Linked DNA regions of Mus musculus: region 1 is linked to region 2. The links are chromatin loops, found by intact Hi-C in ENCODE. Cell type or tissue: heart. All regions are shown on one strand. Links, peaks and the distances in the headings refer to the core of each region. The heading gives the core; the rest is flanking DNA.

Region 1 (5,382 bases), core at 324-5,323, 55 kb after region 2:
AGCTTGGTCGTACTGGCTATGGTATTTTAAATTTCCAATTATTCGGCTAATTGCAAAATCTTAGAAGAGGACATGGAAAATGGGGAAATAAATTAATGTTGCCATGAAACGGTTTTCTTTTCTTTTCCTTTTTTTTTTTTTTTTTTTGGATTGCAACTTTGAAATAACTCCATGTCTTTCATTTTTAATGCATAAAAGGGAAGAAAGAGCAGAATGAAAATACCACCCTGCGGCACCCACGGTGACAGAGTCCACGGGGACTTTGATGTTAGAGACAAGCAGAGTTAAGAAAGGCCAGGTCACGTCTCACCTGCTGCTAACGTTCTACTGGGGGTAATGAAACTTCCATTCACTTTTCTAAGCGGCAGATACAATTCACCAGGAATATGTTAAACACACCCAAAGATCTCTTTAACTTGGGACTTGACGAAAACGGGTTTTTCTGGCTTTCGTCCTGATGATTGACAATTCCCCTTCTTTGTCCACACAGCTCTCTGACCCTCTGTATAGCGATGATCACCAGGACTCATCAGAAGCCGCCAACAGAAGACCGCCTTCACCTTGTCCTTTGTTCTAAGCATCCCTGGCCCTTCCTGCCAGGGACCATCTCTGTGACATGGTTCTCTATGGCACCCCAAACTCCTGCTGGTCACTCAGATTCCAATCCCATGCCCCGGTGACACAAATTGCACACTTCAGCCAGCACCGCCTACAAAATTATCAGGGGAAGCGGAGGAACAATGAATCCCTAACGTCCGTGGGAACATAGCTCTAAAGCAGAGACTTGTGTACCCCAGCATCTTCACTCGCCCCATTATTTTAACTACGCATGTGGCTATCCCAAACACTACTGTTTCCAGCTTCTTATGCAGTTGAACATAATAAGAGCACATGTCTGCCTCTGGCCAATAAATTATAAATGAAAACAGAAGAGAAACACTTTGCCCTTTCCCCCTTCTTCCATTTTATCTGTTGATGAGAAGGTGAATGCAATGGCCGGAGCTCCAGCAGCTATCTTGAGCTATGAAGTGGCATAGGACATGGGAATTATATGTAGCCGCCTGCGGCCACACTAACTGGATTCCTGAGTGGGAGGCAGGAGCTGTATGGGAGAGAACGACGAGGGGAATAATGGAGGCCAAGACTCGTTTCTGTTCAAGGCCCCCGAAGTTTACTGAGAGTCCGTGCTTATAAAGAGGGTAGGCCCATCCCACACCGGCCCATTCTTGGTGCCTGGAGCTAGCCCATAGGCGATCTACAGGGTGTGTCTCCGATGCATCTCCAGGACCTTTCAGCAGGAAGCCGAGTCATGGAGAAGAGCAAATAGAGCCGTCAAGGTCAGAAGGCTCTACCCTAGGTAATCTCCTTCTTAGTGGCAGCAAGGTCAAAGTCTGGATCAGCCTGCTTCAAGGCTGAGGGAGGCTACAATTATATATGAGGTGAGGGGGTGGGGATGTTGGGAGCTCTCTTGACTCTGGCATACTCTAGCTCAGTATCACAGAACAAGGAAGGAAACATGTCTTTCTTGATGGATCCACTGTTAGTAGCTGATTAGTTAGAACCAAATGTCATCTTGACTAAGCTTTAAAAAAAAATGTACAGATAACCAGACGGAAGCACTTTCATAAATTGAGATTTTTTATCTTCTGAACCATTTATTAGAAGTCTTCCTCCCATAGATCCCTGCCTTCTGACGCTCTTGTAGTCTCTGTGCTGGTACCCTCTAATGCCCCCTGCGCACTGCTATTTATTTATGTAGCCATTTGGTTGCTTGCTTCTTTGTGTACTTTTGAACCTGAGTTATGTAAATGCAGGGCATACTGTGATCATTGAGCTTCGGTTCTTGGGTCCAGGGTTATTTGTCCTATATCCCCTTGGGATCTGACAGCCGACTGGCTAGGTGATAAGAACAATGATATTACTATAAATGGGGGGGGGGCTCCAATGAGTATGCTCACAGCATGACTAACCAGGACACCTGGCAGGCAATTACGGCAGGGATTGTCAGGCAAGCAAGCTTCTCAACATTTGGTACAAGAAATAGAGTTCGGCAGACTGTCAGGCAGCGTCAAGTTTACATACAGAGCATGTCAGATTCTGTTAGGGTTTCCAGATATCCATCTCAACTTTCTCCTTACACTGCTTACCAATGATGTTTCAAATGGGATACAGGGAACTCAGAAAGAGGATGCATGGAGCTCAGAAAGATGAAATGCATGGCATGAGTTTTCTTTCATATGCTGAATCTCTGTCTCTCTGTGTATGCACATGGGTGTGTGTACACATATGTGTATGCAAGTGTGCATATGCACATGCACATGTGTGTATGCAAGTATGCATGCACACACACGTGTATGTGTGTGCATGCACGTTTGTATGCAAGTATCTGAGTGTATGTGTGTGTGCGCACATGCACGTATCTATGCAAGTATGTGTGTGCGCGTGCGTGCGAGTGTGTGCTCCTGTGTGTGTGTGTGTGTGTGTGTGTGTGTGTGTGTAATAAAAACAGAAGGAAGGAGAGTACAATTGAGAGTAAAACATGATCAAAGCACACACTATACACGCATGAAAATGTCATATTGAACCCTATTGATTTGCTACTTACTTTTTTTATTTTTGTTTTATGTGTTTTAGTGTTTGCCTGCATGCCTGTCTGTGCAGTATATGCATGCATGCAGTGCCTAAAGAGGCCAGAAGAGGGCACTGGATCCCCTGGGATGGGAGTTAGAGACAGTTGTGAGCTGCCACGTGGGTAGTGGGAATTGAACCCAGGTCCTCTGGAAGAACAGCCAGTGTTCTTAAACACTGAGCCATCACTCCAGCCCAAGCCCAGTTATTTTGTAAAAAAAAAAAAAAAAAAAAAAAAAATACTAATAACTGAACGGGCAAAGAAATGAGGAAGTATGGAAGCTACATCCGGGAAGCCTCCAAGCTCCCACAAATATATTACTTTTAGACACTGCTTGAAAAAAAAACAAAAAACCCATGTCCAACACATGGGCAAGAAAGCCTTAGTGTCCCAGCGTCCTCATCAGCCCGCCCTCAACCGTTACAGGTGGGCTTATCAAACGTAGGTTAAAAAAACCACTCTTGACAACAGCATCACTCCCCTGAGGCCAATCCTCCCAAGAAAATGGGACCCCTGGAGCCTTCTGCTTAAGAGTCATGCGCTACTACTGGTTAGCACAATATAGTGTTTCTTACTTCAAATTCATAAAACCAAACTTAGTAATACTTAGTAAAATGACCGGCGTTTGCCTTATGTGAATGGCTTTTCCCTGGCGTCTGAACTCACAGTGGCCAGCAGACACTATGGAGCACGTGCAGAGGATATAGGGAGGTGGGTTGGTGGGTGGGGGTGAAGAATGGCTATAGCCCAGGTCCTCTGACACAGACTGAATAAACATTTTTTCTTAGCCTCCACGAGCATCGAGAATCGCTTCCAGTAGAAACAGTAATTTGAGCTCGTGTCCCAGACCCCAAGGCAGCAGCTTGTGAAAGACATGTAATTATAAACCAACTTCCTTAATATACCAGTGCCCTGAAACGCCTGCTGGCCTTGGAAACCAGGGAAGCAAGCAGTGGCGACCATCCCAACTCCCTTAAACCTTGCATTCTTCTTTCAATGCTCCTTGCTTCATCAGCCTCTCTTTCATCCTGTTGCTCTCTACATCCACAAAGACCGATCCTGGGAGAAAATACATTTTAAAAAATCATCAAAATAAATTGTTACCCACTGTGTGTGTATTATTGTATACATATGTGTAATATAGGTATGCATATATGACACATACATGTATATATCATGTTCATATTTACATTTATAATAACCTCTCTCATATCCAAATTTACCCATATGTAATACATACATATACATATATGGGTGTATGTTTATCTTAAGTTATTTTCCCCCTCTTATTTTACTATCAGAAATGTCTGTTAGGGGGAAATCTCACAGGGTCCAACCCTAGGCAAAGAGCTGATGGCCAGTAAAGAAAGCTGAGAACAGGAGAAATAGTCTTCCCCAAGGATGAGTCTCTGAGTTGGTTATCCAATGCCAAATGGTCAGCCCTGTCATTGTCTACACACAAGCAATGCTAAACAGATCCTGCGAGTTCTGTTTAGATACTTTATGCATTTATATATAACATATAGGTGATATATATACATGTATATATATATATATATATATATTGAAGAAAGAGAGGCCATGAGTTTGAAGGAGATATAAATAGGAAGGACTAGAGAAGAAAGGGAGATGGGGGGAAAATGTAATTATGTTTTAATTTTAAAAATTATCTTACCAACCTTAAACCTTCAAACGCCCCTTAGTAAGTAACCTTGTGTTTTTGCCTTCGGCCCCTGATTCCTGAGTACAACAGATTAGAACTCCTCCTGTTTGAAGAGGACCATGCGCCCAGGTTTGGGATGGGGCCGAGGGTCAGCAAGCACATCCTTTGGTGTCATCTCTCTTCTAGGCATTGTGCAAGAGGACAAGACATCTTCTGCTATGAGTGCTACAGGCAGGCTCGTGGAAGACAGAGGCGTGGCAGATGAGCCAACCACAGAGCGATGACAGCTGAAGCTATTAGCAATGACGTCGTGTTGTACTGTAGACCTTGAGGTCGATGACCTACACAGCTAAAAATAGATCCTAGGTTAGTAAGGACCTGGGCAGGTAGGTAAAGGTGTTGAACCAAGCCTAAGGGCGGTGTGAGCCAGGCCAATCACCAATTTCAGAGTGGCTCTAAGAAACTGTGTAGGTGGAAATTGGATCTGGCCACGGGTGTTTGGTGATTTTGCAAGAGGAACTCTGGTGTGGGCCCTCTTACTTTTTTCTAGGAGTAAGAAAGCTACTCAGGTGGCAGCATAATGACCCTTAACTCTCAGGACACCCACCTGGGAAAGAGCCTGGAGTGTTTTATACACTGTCCTTTGGGATATGTCAAAAAGGGACAGGAGGCGAGACAAGGCCACTAAGACTCTGTGAGACAGGAAAAATGAAGAAGAAATGAGATTTTAATCTTCCTTCTAAGCCATATTATGCATAATAATGGCTCATTCTAATCTTTTTGTAAGATGAGCAGTAATTTAGATACACTAAAGTCAATATTTAATTACCCATGAGTTCAAATAATTTTCCCTTTGCTAATGTAAAATTCTTGCCATTAGGAAGAAAAATCCAGTTAAAAAGAGTAAGCTTAGGCTTAAATAAAGGCATGCTTTCAAACATGGTTTAACTTGTTGGGCTCATCAAATCAAGGTTTTATGTTAAGTAAGACAGAAAGTGCCCAGAATACCGGCACAGAAAATGGTCATTTATTCTTATTTTTAAAACAAAACAAAAAAATACTATGTTATAAAAAAATAACATAATAATAT
Region 2 (5,382 bases), core at 128-5,127:
GGTCACAGTGGCATCTCATAGGAGAGTTTAAAGGGTTTAGTGTTGTTTTCAAAAGTTTTTGGAGGACAAACATGATGGATTGATGTGTAAAGATGTGCTGTAACCCTGGCAACCTGAGTTTGACCCTTGGAGCCTATATGGTGGAAGGAGAGAGCTGAGTTCTGCGAGTTGTCCTCTGGTCACACATATCTCGCATGCACACACACATTTACACACATTCCACATATATACCCACATATCACACACACACATATATACAGATGCATATCATACACACATATCACATACACACACATCATACACATAACACATACATATCACGTACACACACAAACTCACACAGAGGCACACTACACACACACATAAACAAACAACATACACATACATACACATAAACATACATGCACACATATCACATACACATATATCACACACACACCCCACATACATACACTCATCACATACACATGCATCACACATACAACACACAACACATACATATCACATACACACATAGAGGCACACCACACACACATAGACATACATGCACACATCACACACATACTCACACATACATAAACACAGACACCACACACAGAAGCACACATGCACAAAAAATATAAACAAAAAAATTTGTGTTTAATAATTTGACAAAACTGAAATAAACTGAATGGTCAATCCAAGACGTTTGCTTTTCAAAAGCACCGTTTTTTGCCTCAATCTTTTTTCACAAATCACAGTTAAGCAAATCTAATTTTTCGGTAATTCTTCATTGTTCTTCTTTTCAAGTTTGTTTCCTTGTGGCAGAATAATCAAATCTAACTCCCATCTGCTCTATGTACTGTATCATTCTGTGTGCATGGGTCACTCTCCTGTCCATTTGGCGTGCTATTCAGCATAGCGACCATATCCTTGGCTATGCTTTGGGGGATTTAAGCTGTATTAAAAGCTGAGGACATCCTGAGTTGCTGAGGGGAGGTTTCTGGTTCCCTCTTCCTTCTAGGATTCGAGGATTCCCATTCATGCCTGAATCACACCCACCACCCAAAGCCGCACTCACTCTAAGAGGGTCTGACCTGCCCTAACTTGTGACTCCTCCGTGTATGTTGAAATTAAGATTGCTCTCGGGTTGCCGATTTGTCCTGTCTACCACGGGTGTGTTCAGAACATGTTGTCAACAAAAGATTACATCACAGAGGAGGGTGTGCCCAGCAGGTTGGCACCCACCGGGTTCATCAGAGGCTCTGTGGGCTGAGAAACACAACATCGTCGGGGTTAATAGGTGAAATGCTGTTCCAATTTTGGAAGTTATTCTTCTGGGGAGTGAAGACAAAGAACCCCCGCCCACCCCAGCACGTGCCCTTGGCTTCCCTCCACCTGTGTTTTCCTGAACCTGAGATGTATTTGCACACGGCAACGCCCACCTTCCAAACAGAAGCTTGCAACTCAGCCAGATTTTCTGCTGAGCCAGCCAGTCACTGGGAACAAACACTGGGGACTATGACAACCGCAAATGTGTGTGTGTGTGTCTGTGAGCAAGAGAGAGAGAAAGACAGAGTGACAGAGACAGAAAGAGAAGATAGAAACAGAGAGAGATTGCCACTTTAAGTGTGGCATGTGTGTACATGTGCCTTTGGGTGTGCACTTATGCACAAATGTTTGTGACTACACGTGTGTGTGACTGTGTGTTTGTGTGTGTGTGTGTGCTTAAATTTGTGTGGCATGTTTGTGTATCTTCCCATCTTTCCATATGAACACAGGTGTGGTATGTAGTATGATCATTTACAGATGACAGACGTATGTGCATGCTGTGTCTGGGTCACTTTCCTTGTGGCCTTCTCCAGAGCCCTTGGCCTGGAAGACCTGAGTTTCCTGAGTCCACCTCCCACTCAGTACAAAGAAGCAAACCAAAGAACCAAGCAAGCTCCAACTGACTTCAGAGCCCAAAGGGAGGAGAGAAGTCTAGATTGAAACCCAGCCCCTGGATCTTCATTCCTCCCGTGTGGAGAAGGTAACCTTTATGAAATACCATGCTCCGGCCTTCAGCGAGACTCCTCTGTGTTATTCTCTTCATTACTGGAAGAAAATGCTCCTGCGTGTCTAATTAATGCCAGTGAGTCTGCAGTTCTAGAGAGGTGGGTCCTAATTAGTTCAGTGGGGTGTCTGCTACACTGAAGCCTTGGGGGTGGGGTGGGAGGGCTTTGGTTCTTCCTGAACCACAAGATTGAGCCTGCGCCAGACCAGCATGGGTCGGCACTGTGCTGTTTAGTCATAGAACCACAGGAGAAAAAAAAAGGTTTTGAAACCAGGGCCAGTCCCTAGACGCTGGCTTCCTTATCTGTGCAGTGAGGGTGAGGACTCAGGGTCTGGAGTATCGCCAGCTCACAGATTAGAAGACTCTATGAAGTGTGTTAATATTTGGTCAGTGTTAGGATGTCCCCCACTGGAAAGCTGGGTTAATGGACACTTTGGACTATGGGTCTTGTGATGTGGCTGAGAAAGATGACAGAGAACCCTAAAGGGGAAATCTACCTACTTCAGTAAGTTTGGGGTTTCACTTGATTTGAATGGGAGGTGAGCCAGAGAGACAAGACTGTGGTAGATATTTTTTTTCCTGACTCCTGTGTAATCCTTCATTTTCATCCATGTCAGTAAAAGATTTATCATCCGTGACTTTCAATTTGTAGGTGTTTGAGGGTACCTGGTTTTCAACAGCATGATACAGGAAATTTTTTTTAAATGGAAAACTGCAGGAGTTGCAAGTTAAGTGGGATTTAAACCAGCAGTCTAGATGTCCCCAACTCCCATGGCACCTAGAAGGCCCTTTCCAAAAGAACCCTTCCCACCGGAAGGACGCTGCCACAGGCCCTGCCAGGTTGGGAGGATGCTCGGTGTGAACCCTAGACCCAGCACTGACCGCAGCATGGCTACAGGCCCACGGCTGCCTGCCTCTGGCTGTGTTTGCATTCCATTTGATGAGAAACCTGGCAAGCTCCCCCCACATCAGCCCTCTGGCCTGGCCACCAGCCTGTGTGTGTCCAGAGGGAATGACATGGGACTCAGGAATCCTACCTGTCCAAGTGGCATCCACCCAGGACACGGGGGATGATGGCCTAATCTATGCCAGGACTCTTCCTGTGACGTCCCTTCTCTCCTCAGAGGAACAGGGAGGGGACAGGAAGGACCTGGCATCACCAGGCACAAGGCTATGTTCGCAGACAGCACCTGACAAGAAACTGGGAACAAGGAAGCCTTAAGTCTTGGTTGGGTGGTCAGTCAAAGATGGCAAACTTAGCCACTGAGGACTAGGGGAGTATTCAACAGGGGTGAAGGACTGACAGACATTGGCATAAGGGACTAAAGAGGACAATGGGAGAGTTGGATGCCTGGCCAGGGGAAAGGCTCCAGATGGGTTCTGACTCTGATGCCATTGTTCAGAGGTGTGGATTAGAGGAGGGGTTCTCGCCCAGGAGAAATCCTGACTCACTCTGGGCACTTAGCTGGCCACGTGGCCTCATAATCTTGCACTTAGCGAGATGGTTCCATGCCCTGAGCCGTTTCCTGATGCACAAAACAAATATTTGAACCTGAAATGCTGAGTGAAGCCGCAGGATGTTTGGTAGATTTTTTTTTTTTTTACTAACGTTCTCTCTGCTGCATCTAGAAGCCTTTGGGGGAGTTTGCTCTGTGGCCGTCAACACGGCAACCTTGTTCTGCAAGTAGAATGATCTGGAAGCCAATGACTTCATACATTAAGAATGTCCTCCCTGTCTGGCTCTTTGGCACTGGCTGTGTAATCGGTACCTAGACAACATTTTCAAAAGCACCCCTCCTCCCCTGCAAGCTGACATACAGCCAAGAGGGTGTGTGACCGAGGAACAGTTTCCTTCGCCAGCTCTGGGTGGTCCTGATGCCAGCTCTGTCTTCTCTAGCCCATGGATAGAAACCAGCAAGCAGAAAGCTGTTGGCAGAAATTGGAGGCAGCTCCATCTCGGCTGCAGGTGATATGTGATCGAGGTAACTCACTCAGCTTTCCGGAGGCTTCAGTTTCTCGACCTGAAAAGTTATTCTCAAGGGCAGGTCTCACTAAGCTGCGAGGCTTAACTGTGTCCTGAATAAGCGGAGGACATTTGGAGCCCTGTGGGACAACTCCCACCTGGGATTGAGTCTCTGTGGATGTGAGGAGAGTAGAGGGCTGTGTCCTTTATGTCAGCCAGGGCTCAGGGTCTGCAGTAAAGGGGGCCAGTTCTCAGCATCTCCTTGACAGTTCACGCATCCTTCCTGTAGAATTTAAAATCACATTCCAGGGTTGATTGGCAAGATGACACAAGAAGCCATTCCTGAGCTAAAAAGAATGTAAGGGAACACAAGCAGAGGGGACATCTAAGGTGAACCAAGAAAAAAAGGCGCTGTCTGAGAATATAAAACCCACAGTGGCTTTCTTACAATGGGACATTTTATGCAGTATTCACATCTCCAAAACACCCCTTTGCCCTCCACCCTCAGATACTATTTCTTTTGCCTTGGACGTTATCTGTCCTGTCTCAAATGTAAAGTACCCCCCCCCACTCCCAGCCCCCAATCCTGGCAGTAGAACTTCTGGGTTCAACTTCTGGAATTACATAAGCCCAAAGAGACAACCGAATCAGCAGAAAGGCCCTGACTCAGCACTCCGAACTGGCCACCATGGGGCCGGATTCTCCAGTCTTGACTTTGGCCAAATTCCCATTGAAATTCAATGCCTGGTAAGTATCAGCAGCTTCATACCTATGGTTCCAGAAGGATTTTAAAGGAATAGAGAGCAAAAGATGGGGACCTCAATTGCCTTGTTGGCGCTCACTACATTTACCAGGGTACCAGCCAGGTGCCACTGCCAGAGCAGACCACCCACCCAGAGCATCAAGTCCACCTTCATCAAGGGCTAGAAGGAGACACACGACAGAGAGGTGGAGGGGTGTGCGTATCCATTGATCCCTACCACACACTGTTACCTGGGATTTTTATCATTTAGCGTTTTACGTGCTGAGTTATTTCCAACCAACACTTTACTGCTATGAGGCTACAGAGGGGAAGCCAGGAAGCATTTCAGATGCTGAGTCACAAAGAGACCTTAGAAGGGGGGGGGGTGGTTGAGGAGCAAGAAGGAGGGAGTGAGGAGAATTGCCCACTTCTGGGAATGAACCCGTGAGATAACCTGGAAATTGGTCCCTTCGAAATTACAGCTCCAAAGATAAAGAGACAAAGGAGCTGCTGGCAGAACGTCAACTCACTCATGATTTAGAAGGACTCTGCAACCTGGCTTGGCTTGATAGACACGTGGGGATCAAATGATCAATGAGGGCTCTCCCACTGGAGGATGTTGGGACGGTAGGATCCGGCAGT

What was found. A loop is a pair of places that touch in the nucleus more often than their neighbours do. Peaks named below come from ENCODE experiments on the same cell type or tissue, not always from the same donor. Only the 100,000 strongest peaks of a DNase experiment are listed, where the experiment ranks them.
Region 1: a loop joins it to region 2, with 2.0 times the contacts of the local background. A loop is called at or near these places in 1 of 42 quality-filtered maps.

The regions. Positions count from the first base shown.
Region 1 is chr5:148,576,657-148,582,038 of GRCm38, reverse strand. It overlaps Gm35735 (a long non-coding RNA gene), which reads right to left. Exons shown (of 7, transcript XR_001785050.1): 5 at 4,900-4,984; 6 at 4,309-4,641; 7 at 2,985-3,688. It overlaps Gm35994 (predicted gene, 35994), which reads left to right. Exons shown (of 3, transcript NR_168911.1): 2 at 199-333; 3 at 491-928. Among named protein-coding and RNA genes, the nearest start is that of Gm35735, 7.1 kb to the right of the region's middle. In heart, for the core only: a CTCF peak has its summit at 2,692 (motif pointing right); no DNase peak of the experiment used is centred there.
Region 2 is chr5:148,631,079-148,636,460 of GRCm38, reverse strand. It overlaps Gm36140 (a long non-coding RNA gene), which reads right to left and starts at 2,553. Exons shown (of 4, transcript XR_868716.2): 1 at 1,077-2,553; 2 at 1-133. In heart, for the core only: no CTCF peak of the experiment used is centred there; DNase peaks (open chromatin) are centred at 2,330 and 3,800; H3K27ac peaks cover 1,459 bases.